2 separate regions of the Homo sapiens genome follow, and region 2 is linked to region 1. A link is an interaction called in ENCODE POLR2A ChIA-PET data of the cell type or tissue named here. Cell type or tissue: A673. All regions are shown on one strand.

Evidence for each region. Peaks named below come from ENCODE experiments on the same cell type or tissue, not always from the same donor. Only the 100,000 strongest peaks of a DNase experiment are listed, where the experiment ranks them.
Region 2: POLR2A ChIA-PET joins it to region 1 with 13 read pairs; 2 of 35 experiments call an interaction of 5 or more read pairs at or near these places.

What each region holds. Positions count from the first base shown.
Region 1 is chr18:55,849,102-55,854,101 of GRCh38, reverse strand. It overlaps LOC107985183 (a long non-coding RNA gene), which reads left to right. Exons shown (of 3, transcript XR_001753452.2): 3 at 1,155-1,229. Among named protein-coding and RNA genes, the nearest start is that of LINC01416, 69 kb to the left of the region's middle. RefSeq lists an enhancer at 3,031-3,531. In A673, a CTCF peak has its summit at 686; no DNase peak of the experiment used is centred here.
Region 2 is chr18:55,098,436-55,103,435 of GRCh38, reverse strand. No RefSeq gene overlaps it. Among named protein-coding and RNA genes, the nearest start is that of LINC03035, 15 kb to the right of the region's middle. In A673, no CTCF peak of the experiment used is centred here; a DNase peak (open chromatin) is centred at 2,445.

The DNA of each region.
Region 1 (5,000 bases):
TCAGCATTCAATAAATGTTTATTGAATGAGAGAATATATAAATTGGCTAAAGAAAATTTGAACTTATCCAGACATATATATATTCAACTTGCCTTTGTTGACTTGGTAATTTGATTCAACACGGAAAGATGCTTTGCTTATTATTCACTTTATATTAAAGTGCTGAGTGGGTTCAAGGCCAGGTCTAAATGCAGGTTCTACTGGTTCTTTGCTGTATGACCTTGTGTAAGTCTACTTGACCTTGACGATGCTCCATTTCCTCAACTTAAAATGGGAGAAACTTGGTCCATAGAGTTATAAGTGAAGGTTAAGTAAGACGATGTCAAAGCAAACTTGATTTTCATAAATATCAGCTATTGCTATCACTCTTTTAAATTTTATTTTAAAGAATTTTCCTTCTAATGTTTTCCTAAATTCTAGATCAGTATTGTAAAAGACTAGCATTTTCAAAACTTGCATGAAGACAGCAGCATAGAGAAGGAATCTGACTCCTAAGCTGGCTGGATCTCAATTTCCTGATCTCTAAAACAGTGCTTCTCAGTTGGGAGCCAATCCCCCACAACCCCAGGGACATTTAGCAGTGTGTTGAGATGTTTTTGACTGTCATGATTGGAGGGTTGGTAATACTGGCATCTAGTGGGTGGAGGCCAGGGTTGCTGCGACTCATCTTATAATGCACAGCGCAGGCCCTAACAATGAAGAATTATCCAGCCCAAAATATCAATAGTGTCAAGGCTGAGAAACCCTGCTCTAAAATTAGGTGGTTGGGCCAGGTAATGATACCAGGTAAACTTTCACATTCCTTCCAGCTAAAAAACGTTGTAAGTACTGATTTCCATAATGCATTGTAAATGCCATTCTCTCAGACTGTGCAATTAATTATTTTTATCATTCTCTATTTTTAAGCTATTTTTTTCTGAATGCCAAAAAACTAATTATTTGAGATAATCTAAATTCTCTTAGATTTCAGCCCAGTTCTCAATGTTGCACTTTCTAGATTGCTTGGCCCAAATGTTTCTGTGAAAGCTTTTTGATTCACTGTTTTAGTTGGGATATAGGCTCAGAGCATGAATTAGAAACTTAAAGTAGCAGTGACTTGAGTAAGACAAAAGATGATTTTTCTTTCACATTTATCACTCTCTCATGCCTGCTAGGAGGTGGCTCTCCTCTGGGAAGTCATCAGGACTCTCGTCTGCTGTGGGGCTACATGGAGTCCAGGCCCCAGGCTCCTTCTCTCTTGTTGTTTGGCCATCCTGGAGACTTTGCCCTCATCTGCATCCCCAAAATGGGGCATCACTGTGTCCATATCCAGCCTGTGGAATGGGGAAAAGAGAAAGGAAGCATGCCCCTTCCCTAACGGTATGACCCAGAAAATATAGGCAGGAGTTCCACTCATATCCCAGACACCAGAACGTACAAGGCCACACATACTTGCCAGGAAAGCTTGAATATAGTCTTTATTTGGTATGGTCATGTACCCAGAAAACATTTGACAAAATATTGGGATCATGTTCTAGCGTAGCCCCCTTAGGGATGAGGGGGTTAAGAGCGTTGATAGAAGGGAATGGTTTTAATAATAGACAATCAAATCTAAGCTCAGTATCAGTCCTGGAAAGGGCTCAGATTGGGCTTTCTTGAATCAAATCTCTTCCTCTCATTCTCTACCTATGCCCCTAGATATTCAAGCTGCCTGCTCACCCCCAAACCTGCTTCCCTAGTCTCATCATTTCTCCTCATTTCCTTAGCTACAAAACTAGCCCAGCCTCTTAATTAAGCAGTAGGAGTGATAGAAGGCAGAAAAGGCTGGTAGCCCTCCTTGCCAAGATGTGGAGAGAAACTGCCTAGGAAAAATTCAATATAGAAAAAAGATTTCACAGAGAGAATAAGAGAGCCTGATTTTGAAAGTATTGTTTGCACCCCTGAGCCAGAAAAGTATAGGGACGGCCCATCCCCTTACAGCTCCCAGTGGAATCAATAAATACCCCTTTTTGCTCAAGCTAGTTGAAATTGTACTTTCTTCACTTGCACCCAGAACATGTCTCACTAATATAACCTTCAAGAAATTCCCATTCTAGTGAAGGATTGCCAGGAGGCAGAAAACTGCTCAACTTATTAAACTTCAGTCAGTTCCACATAGGGCCAGTTTTCTCTTTTCCACTATTGAGCTAGAACATATACATTTCCAGGCAAAAAAATAAAAAAGTGGTAGAATTTATAAACTTTTAGGAAAACTTAACATTCAACTTTGCATCACCCACTTCGAATAGAGACTAATATTGGATCATAGACACAAATATTGGTATCTATCACATGACTGGCTAATCTTAATTTTTTAAAATATCTTTAAAATGACCATTTTTAATCAAATGTTCAAGGCAGCTAGCTCTCTTCTTGTTTAAAAATTAATTAGATTTTTTAAAGAAAATATTCTTCCTGCAGATAATACACATGAGAAAACCTTGTCCATTATGTTCTTGGGTGGCCTTGAAGCATAGGTGGCCACCGCATGGCAGAATCAATGCATCTAAGGACGTGCTGAATGCCTCCATTAAGGCTTCAGCTTTAGTGCCAAGGGCAGAATTCCATAACATTGGGCCTTTGCTCAAGAGTGTTTTCTGTTCAGGCTGAGTCAAGGCTAACTTAGGTGCCTCAAGTAAAATCAACTAAAAACAGACAATAGACTTCAGGCTTAGGATCTGGAACTACTCAAAGCCTTGTTCACACTTGAAAGTGGATTTGGTGCTAAGTCTTCAGCTTGTTTGAAAAGGATTATCAGAGCCAATGAGAGGAGTTTTGGAGCCAGGACAAATGCTAAATTTTAGGTCCATGAGCGTGGAAGAGTGACTTGGCCAGTGGAAAATCACCAGACAGCTCTTGCCAATCTGAAAACACTCAAGGGCAGCACCAGAACCTCTGGGCTGGCGAGAATGTCCCTGGCCGTTCCCTCCTGTTGGCCACTCCAGAGAAGAGTGCCATGATGGGAATGTTCAGCTGTAAACCTGCAGGCAGGCTGCTGGGCTGGGCCCTGGCTGGAGCCTACGTAAACATTTTCCCTTTCCAAACCTGGACATGGTGCTCCACAGTAGCCGAGTGCCCACCCCTCCAAGCTGGGACCTCGGGGTCTCCTCCAGAGTTTTGCTCTCCTTTTTCTCTCTCTATCCAGTTTGTCATCATCCCCCGCACCCTGCCGCCAGCTTCCCCAGAAAACTTCCTCAGATTTGATCTCCCTCCCTCTTTGCTCTGTCAATTCTCCAGCCACCTGCTGGGGCCATGATGACAGCTTCTTTGCTGTGTTCACTGCCAGGACCAGTTTTATGCATAGATGGAGCTGAAGGCTACCCATGAGGCCTGATTTCAAGAGTGCATAAATGTTTGTGGAGACCCAGTATACTGCCACTCCTGCTCAATGACGTCTGACATTTTCACAAATAATAGTCATGACTTGGACCAACCTTTACTATGTGCCTGGTGCTAGTCTAAGAGCTGTACATATATTAACTCATTTAATCCTTTCATTGCAAAGTGAGAGATGAGGTTTAAACTGGCAAAATGTTTGGCAGAGGTTGTCTCTGCTGAAATTCATACTAGAATGTCTACAGCTAACTACAGATCTGGTCTTGTTGTAATTGTTATAAATACGCAGAAGTGTCTCAAGGAGAAGTTGCGTGGCACAGCAGGGAGAAGAGGACAAAGAAAGGGGACCTGGCACATGAACATTAACGACCTGATAGTACTGCCTGCCTCATTCCCGTCTTCAACTCCCTCATTTACCTCCACTCGTTCAAATAAGCCATACATATTGTTTTGCAGGAGTGTTAAAATCCTCCTGCCATATCCCCTTCTCATATTCCTATAATAGCTCCTCATGAACCCTAGAAAGAAATTAAACTTTCACAAACTTCCAGCAGCCCACGCATGAATTCCCCTTTACTTCCCCAAATACGGCAGCTCATTTTCTCCATCTCTCCTGCTTGTCAGACCTCACAACACAATCATCAGAACGTGGTTTTTTTGGCAGCAAACCTTATGCCTGCTGTAGAGTTCACAGAACACAAGATCAGTATAGTAAGTAAGTATAAAATGTGTAACCTTTATATACACGACAAATATTAACTTAATATTATACCACTGTCTTCAGGATGCTTTATAGGGATTAATTACATGATGTCTGCAAAGCAGTTTGAGAACCTCCGGGAAAGGTGCTATAGAAATACAAGGTATGATTATTTTTAGGAGCTGCTACTGCTGACATTCAGCATAGCATGAAAGAATGAAAAATTATCTCCATGTTCCCCGTCGTGGTAACAACTTCAGCTTAGGGTTTAGAAAACCCATTTATAGAAAGTGCTAAAATTAAAAAATGCATTCCTCAGATGAGCTCATCTATGTAGCTTGATCTATGGAAGAAGAGACCTTTCTAACCAAAAATTTTTTTAAAAAAAATGACTATATAGGCCAAAGTAAGAAATTTAGAAATTTAAAACCTTTCCAGTGAAGTACTCAGACCCCTGGCTCACGTTCAACTCCCTGCCTCCAAGAGAGACTATATGTTTGGATAGATGTTGCCTGTCCCATTCCTAAAGTTCTCCAGAGGAAAGAGTCCTCAATCAACTCAGCCACCTGTTTCTGCTTAACAGCCTTAACTATTGGGAAGTTCTTCCTGGTACCTGACTTAAAACCTTCCCTGGAAATGTACCAGGTTTTCTCTCATTTATCTTTAGTGAGCCCAGAGCTCAGCCAGCCAGTGATTTGTTGTTGTTGTTGCAGTTCATATGTAGCCTTCCTGTTATAATCCTTGATGTTTCCTAATAATTCTGTCACCCTTTGCAACTTTGGGAATAAGTAATTCTGTCCTTAGAATCACTTCCTCTAAATGTCATTCTCCACCTATATTACTGCAAACCTGCCAATCTAGTGGAATAAAAGCTCTGTGAAAGCAGAGGTTTGTGGGATTTTTTGAGATGGAGTCTTGCTGTGTCGCCCAGGCTGGAGTGCACTGG
Region 2 (5,000 bases), 750 kb after region 1:
CTGAGTTGCTAGAATTTTCCACCATATCACCATCCACTGGAAGGCGTCTTGTTCTAAGAGCACTGACAACATCTCAGAGTCACCTAACTCAAGGCTGTCTGTCCCCTGCCCTCTGGGCTCTTTGACTCTCAAGCTCCTACTTGCCAAATGGGCTGCCCTGGCCTTTGATAATTGCCTAAGCCACCCCTGAGCTTGGACACTGTGCTGTGTTTTTCCCAATTGCTCTCACCATGTCACCGTCTGGAACTTCAGTAGTTTACACAGACTCCATCCCACCAGGCACTAATATCCTCCCTTCCCGTAAGACTGTACTGGGAGGGTCCAGTGTGTCTTAGGACAACTGAGACTCTCCCATAAGATCACCATCTCCCAAATGAAACAAAATACCTCCTTCACCAGTAAGAATTTTGCCAGCAACTCTACTATCACAGTTTTTAACCTTTAAAAAAGAGATTGCAAACTGGCAGGATCTGGCTTGCATAATTGTTTCATTTGGCCTACACAGTGTTTATATTTATTTAAAAAATTGGTTTTTGGCTGGGCTCCGTCATTCATGCCTGTAATCTCAGCACTTTGGGAGGCTGATGTGGGAGGATCACTTGAGACCAGGAATTCGAGACCAGCCTGGGATATGTAGTAAGACCTCATCTCTACAAAAAAATTTAAAAACTAGCCATGTGTGGTGGCACAAGCCTGTAGTCCCAGCTACTTGTGAAGCTGAGGCAGGAGGATCACTTGAGTCTAGAGGTTTCAGGTTACAGTGAGCTATGATCGTTCCACTGCACTCCAACCTGGGTGACAGAGCAACACTCAATCTCTAAAATAATAATAATAACAATAAAGGCTTTCAGCATTTACAAATCAATTATGGATTTCTCAATTTTCTTAAAGATCTAAAGTTCTGGCACTGCTGGGCCAACATACTCCCTGGCCACAACTGCCTGGAGCAGAGGAGAAGTGGTCCTTAGGAGAGTCATGAGCTCTCTAGTTCCACGGCCCTCTAGCTCCCCTGTGGTCTGTCCTCCCAGAAGCATTTGGGTTTGCTACCCTGGCTTTCAGTTCTTGCTATCCTTTAAACCATGGGTCCCCAACCCTAACCAATACTGGTCTGTGGCCTGTTAGGAACTGGGCCGCACAGCGGAAGATGAGCGGCAGGCGAGCAAGCATTACCACCTGAGTTCCACCTCCCATCAGATCAGTGGCAGCATTGGATTCTAATAGGATCACAAACCCTATTGTAAACTGTGAGTGCGAGGGATCTAGGTTGTGTGCTCCTTATAAGAATCTAATACCTAATGATCTCTGGTGGAACAGTTTCATCCTGAAACCACCCCCGCCAGCCCCACTTCCCAGTCCATGGAAAAAATTGGCTTCCAGAAAATCAGTCCCTGGTGCCAAAAAAGTTGGGGACTGCTACTTTAAACAGTGCAATTTTCTTCCTCTTTCTCCCTCAGCCTACCTAAATAGACACACGTCACCAGTGTCAGCTGTTTTGCTTTATTGTAAGTGTAGATTTCTGGTAGGTGTAGATAGTGTTGTGGACCGTAGAGCTGGAGGAAGCCTGGAAGACTACAGAAAGAGGACAAGGTAACTGACGGGTTGAGGGTAGGACATTCACACCCCTGTTCTGAGGCATCCGTATAAAGGTGTTGTTGTTTTAATCTTCCTTACGGCATATGCCACAAGCTAAATACTGCAACTCATGGTGTAAATCATTAGTTAAGATGATAATGCATCAGACAGGCACAAACAACAGTCTTGAAAAATCATGGAAAAGTGCTTCTTAACTGTAGTTTTATCTTCCCACAGCCAGAATTCCTTTAGATATAATACTTTTCAAGACCTAGTTCTGTTGACTCATCTTGCTTGAACAATAATTACTGGTAAACCCTAGGTTAGAATTTAGAGATCATCTGGATAAGTGGTTCTCAATCCTGGCTACCTGTTAATACCAATCCTGGAAACTTAAAAAAACTCCAGATGCCTCGGCTGTACCTCAAAACAGTTAAATCAGGGTTTAACTGGGTCCCAGGCACCAGCATAAAAAAAAAATGCTTCCTGGATGATTCCAATACCCAGCCAAGAATGAGACTCACTTATCTAGATCTTGCCTGAAAATATCTGATTTTACTGAGGGTCAATGATTTACCCAAGACTACAAGGCTCAAGAGCTAAGACAAGAATTCCAATTTCCTGACTCCCTATCCAGGGCTCTCTACTTTACAATACTGCCAAAAAATGTGCCAGACCCTCTCTAATACTCCACAAACCCTACAAGATAGCAAGGAACCCCCTTTTTTTTTTTTTTTTTTTTTTTTAATAGCAGCGACTAAGCACTGGCCCAAGGCCAGAGGAAGAGAAAGGTAGAAGTGGTGTTCGATGGGGAAGCTTCTGCAGAGTGTTGTCAGAAGGAAGGGCAGATTCCATATGAGTGACTAATTAAGTAATATGATTCTCTGGTTTTTTTCATATGATGACTTTTAGCACTTTGAGACCTGAAACAATCTAAAAGCAACTTGGCAATCATCATTCATTTTTAGTGGAGAAATTAATAACTTGACAAGGAAACACTTATTAACAGTCTTTCCTGTCTAGAATGGCAGAATATAACAAGATTATTTGAATAAGAAGTTTATTCACTTCTTTTTATGAAAAAACTTTATTTTAATCTAATTTGAGACTACAAAAAGTTGCAAAAGTAGCACAGAATTCCTGCATACCTCTCACACAGCTTCCCTTGATGTTAACATGTTACATAACCATAACATAATTATTAAAACCAAGATAATTGCATTGGCACAATACTATTAACTAACCTACAGACTTTATTTAGATTTCACCAGTTTTATTTATTTATTTGTTTGTTTGTTTGTTTATAGAAAAGTCACTATGTTGCCCAGGCTGGTCTCAAACCCCTGGCCTCAAGCCATCCTCCTATGCCAGCCTTTTGAGTAGCGGGGACTACAGGGACAGCCACCACACTTGACTTAGATTTCACCAGTTTTTACACTAATGTCTTTTTTTTCTATCCCAGGATCCAGTCCAGGATACCACATTGCTTTTAATTGTCAGTTCTGCTTGATCTTCTCTAATCAGTGACAGTTCCTCGGCCTTTCTCTGTCTGTCATGACCTTGACACTCTGGAGACGTGCTGTTTAATTTGTAGAATGTTCCTCAATCCGGGTTTGTCTGATATTTTCTCATGATTAGAATGAGGTCATGCATCTTTGGTAAGAATATCATAGTAATGATGTTGTATGCTTCTCAGTGCATCCTATCGTGGAGCTCACAGTATCGGTCTGCCCTATTACTGGTGATATTAACCTTGGTCCCACCATTAAAGTAAAATCTCTTTATTGCTAATTGTCCAACTGAATAATTTGATCAGAAAACTTAACCCAAAAGGAACTCATATGCAGATTCTTATGCTTTGGTGAAAAAATGACTGGGTGGTATGATTTCACGGGGGCTGTTGCTCTAATTCTCTCATCTCCTCCCTCAACGAAATTCTTTATCTTGCAAGGACTGCTGCCTAAAATACCACCATCAGACCTTCACCCACTAAACCATGGCTTCAATTCCTATGAAAATATAGATGTTTGAGGGAAGAGATTCCCATGAACTGTGTTTAGCTGCTTCTGGGAGCACCTTTGCTCCCAGGGAGGAAGGAGTAAAAGGAAAGAGCAGTAAAGCATTTTCTGCTGCCATTTGGATATGGAGGGAATGAGGTTCCTAGAAAGATCCTGAACAGATTTGCTATATAAGCGCCAAAGTGATCTCTTTGAAGTACGTGTCTGATCTCCGATTATTTTGCTCAAACCTTTTAATTGGCTTCAGACTCGAGCCTCACCTTACCTTTGCCACCCCCAAGCCAGTGATCCAGAATTTCTTTCCATTCCCCAACTGTGATTTATCTTCAAATAGTGACACATGCCATTCCTAATCCTTAAAATATTCTTCCCCAGTCCACTTCCCTGGATTGACTTTTACCAACACAGGAGGTCTTAACGTAGTGATCACTAGACCTAGAAGGCCTTCCAAGAACTCACAAATTTAGGCATGTTGCCCTTCATAGCCTTCTGTGATTCCTCTTCTCTAAACTTAAAGGTGTCTCCTTATAGAGCAAGGGTTGGCAAAGAATAGCCCATGGGCCAAATCTGGCCCACTTCTTGTGTTTTTAAATAAAGTATTATTGCATCACAGCTATGCCTAATTCTTTATGTATTACCCATGGCTGCTTTCCTATTATAAAGGCAAAGTTGAGAAGTTGTGATAAAGACTGTATGACCTGCAAAGCCTAAAATATTTACTATCTTCCCCTTTACAGAAAATGTTTGCCAACCCTGTTCTAGACGTAAGTACCATATAAGCAAAAATAACATTAATCTTGTCTGCTATTGAATTCTTAGCTGTCATAACCCCAGGATTTAGCCCAAAGTAGATCTTCAATAAATATTTGTTGAATAAAGACAAATCTCACAATTTTATCCAGCACAGTGTTGTCTGTATGTTACAGCCAAGTAGAATGTCTAACGTTAACACAATTAAATTTTTAAAAAATCCATAATATTTTGTATTTGTTTCTGAGAATTGACCAATGGAAGGATGTCCATATGTTATTCTTAGCCTTTATACAGTATTTCTCATCCTGAAATTTAAAAAGAATGATTTCCAGTTCAATTAAACCCAGAAACCTCATTAGCAAGATGATAATGAGTTCATGTGACCTGTCCCCAGATCAGACCAACATTGACCAGTTTTACTAGAATTATTGGTTTTTGTGTAGACTCAGTAGCACATCCTGGTCCAGGTCAAATTTAAAAAATAATTTGGGAGTGCAGTGGCTCACACTTGCAGTCCCAGCTACTAGGGAGGCTGAAGTGGGAGGGCCACTTGAGTCCAGGAGTTCAAGACGAGCCTCGACGACCTAGGGAGATCCTTGTCTCTTAAAATAAATAATAATAATTTGGGATTCCCAGAGAGTTTCTCAGTGAAAATGT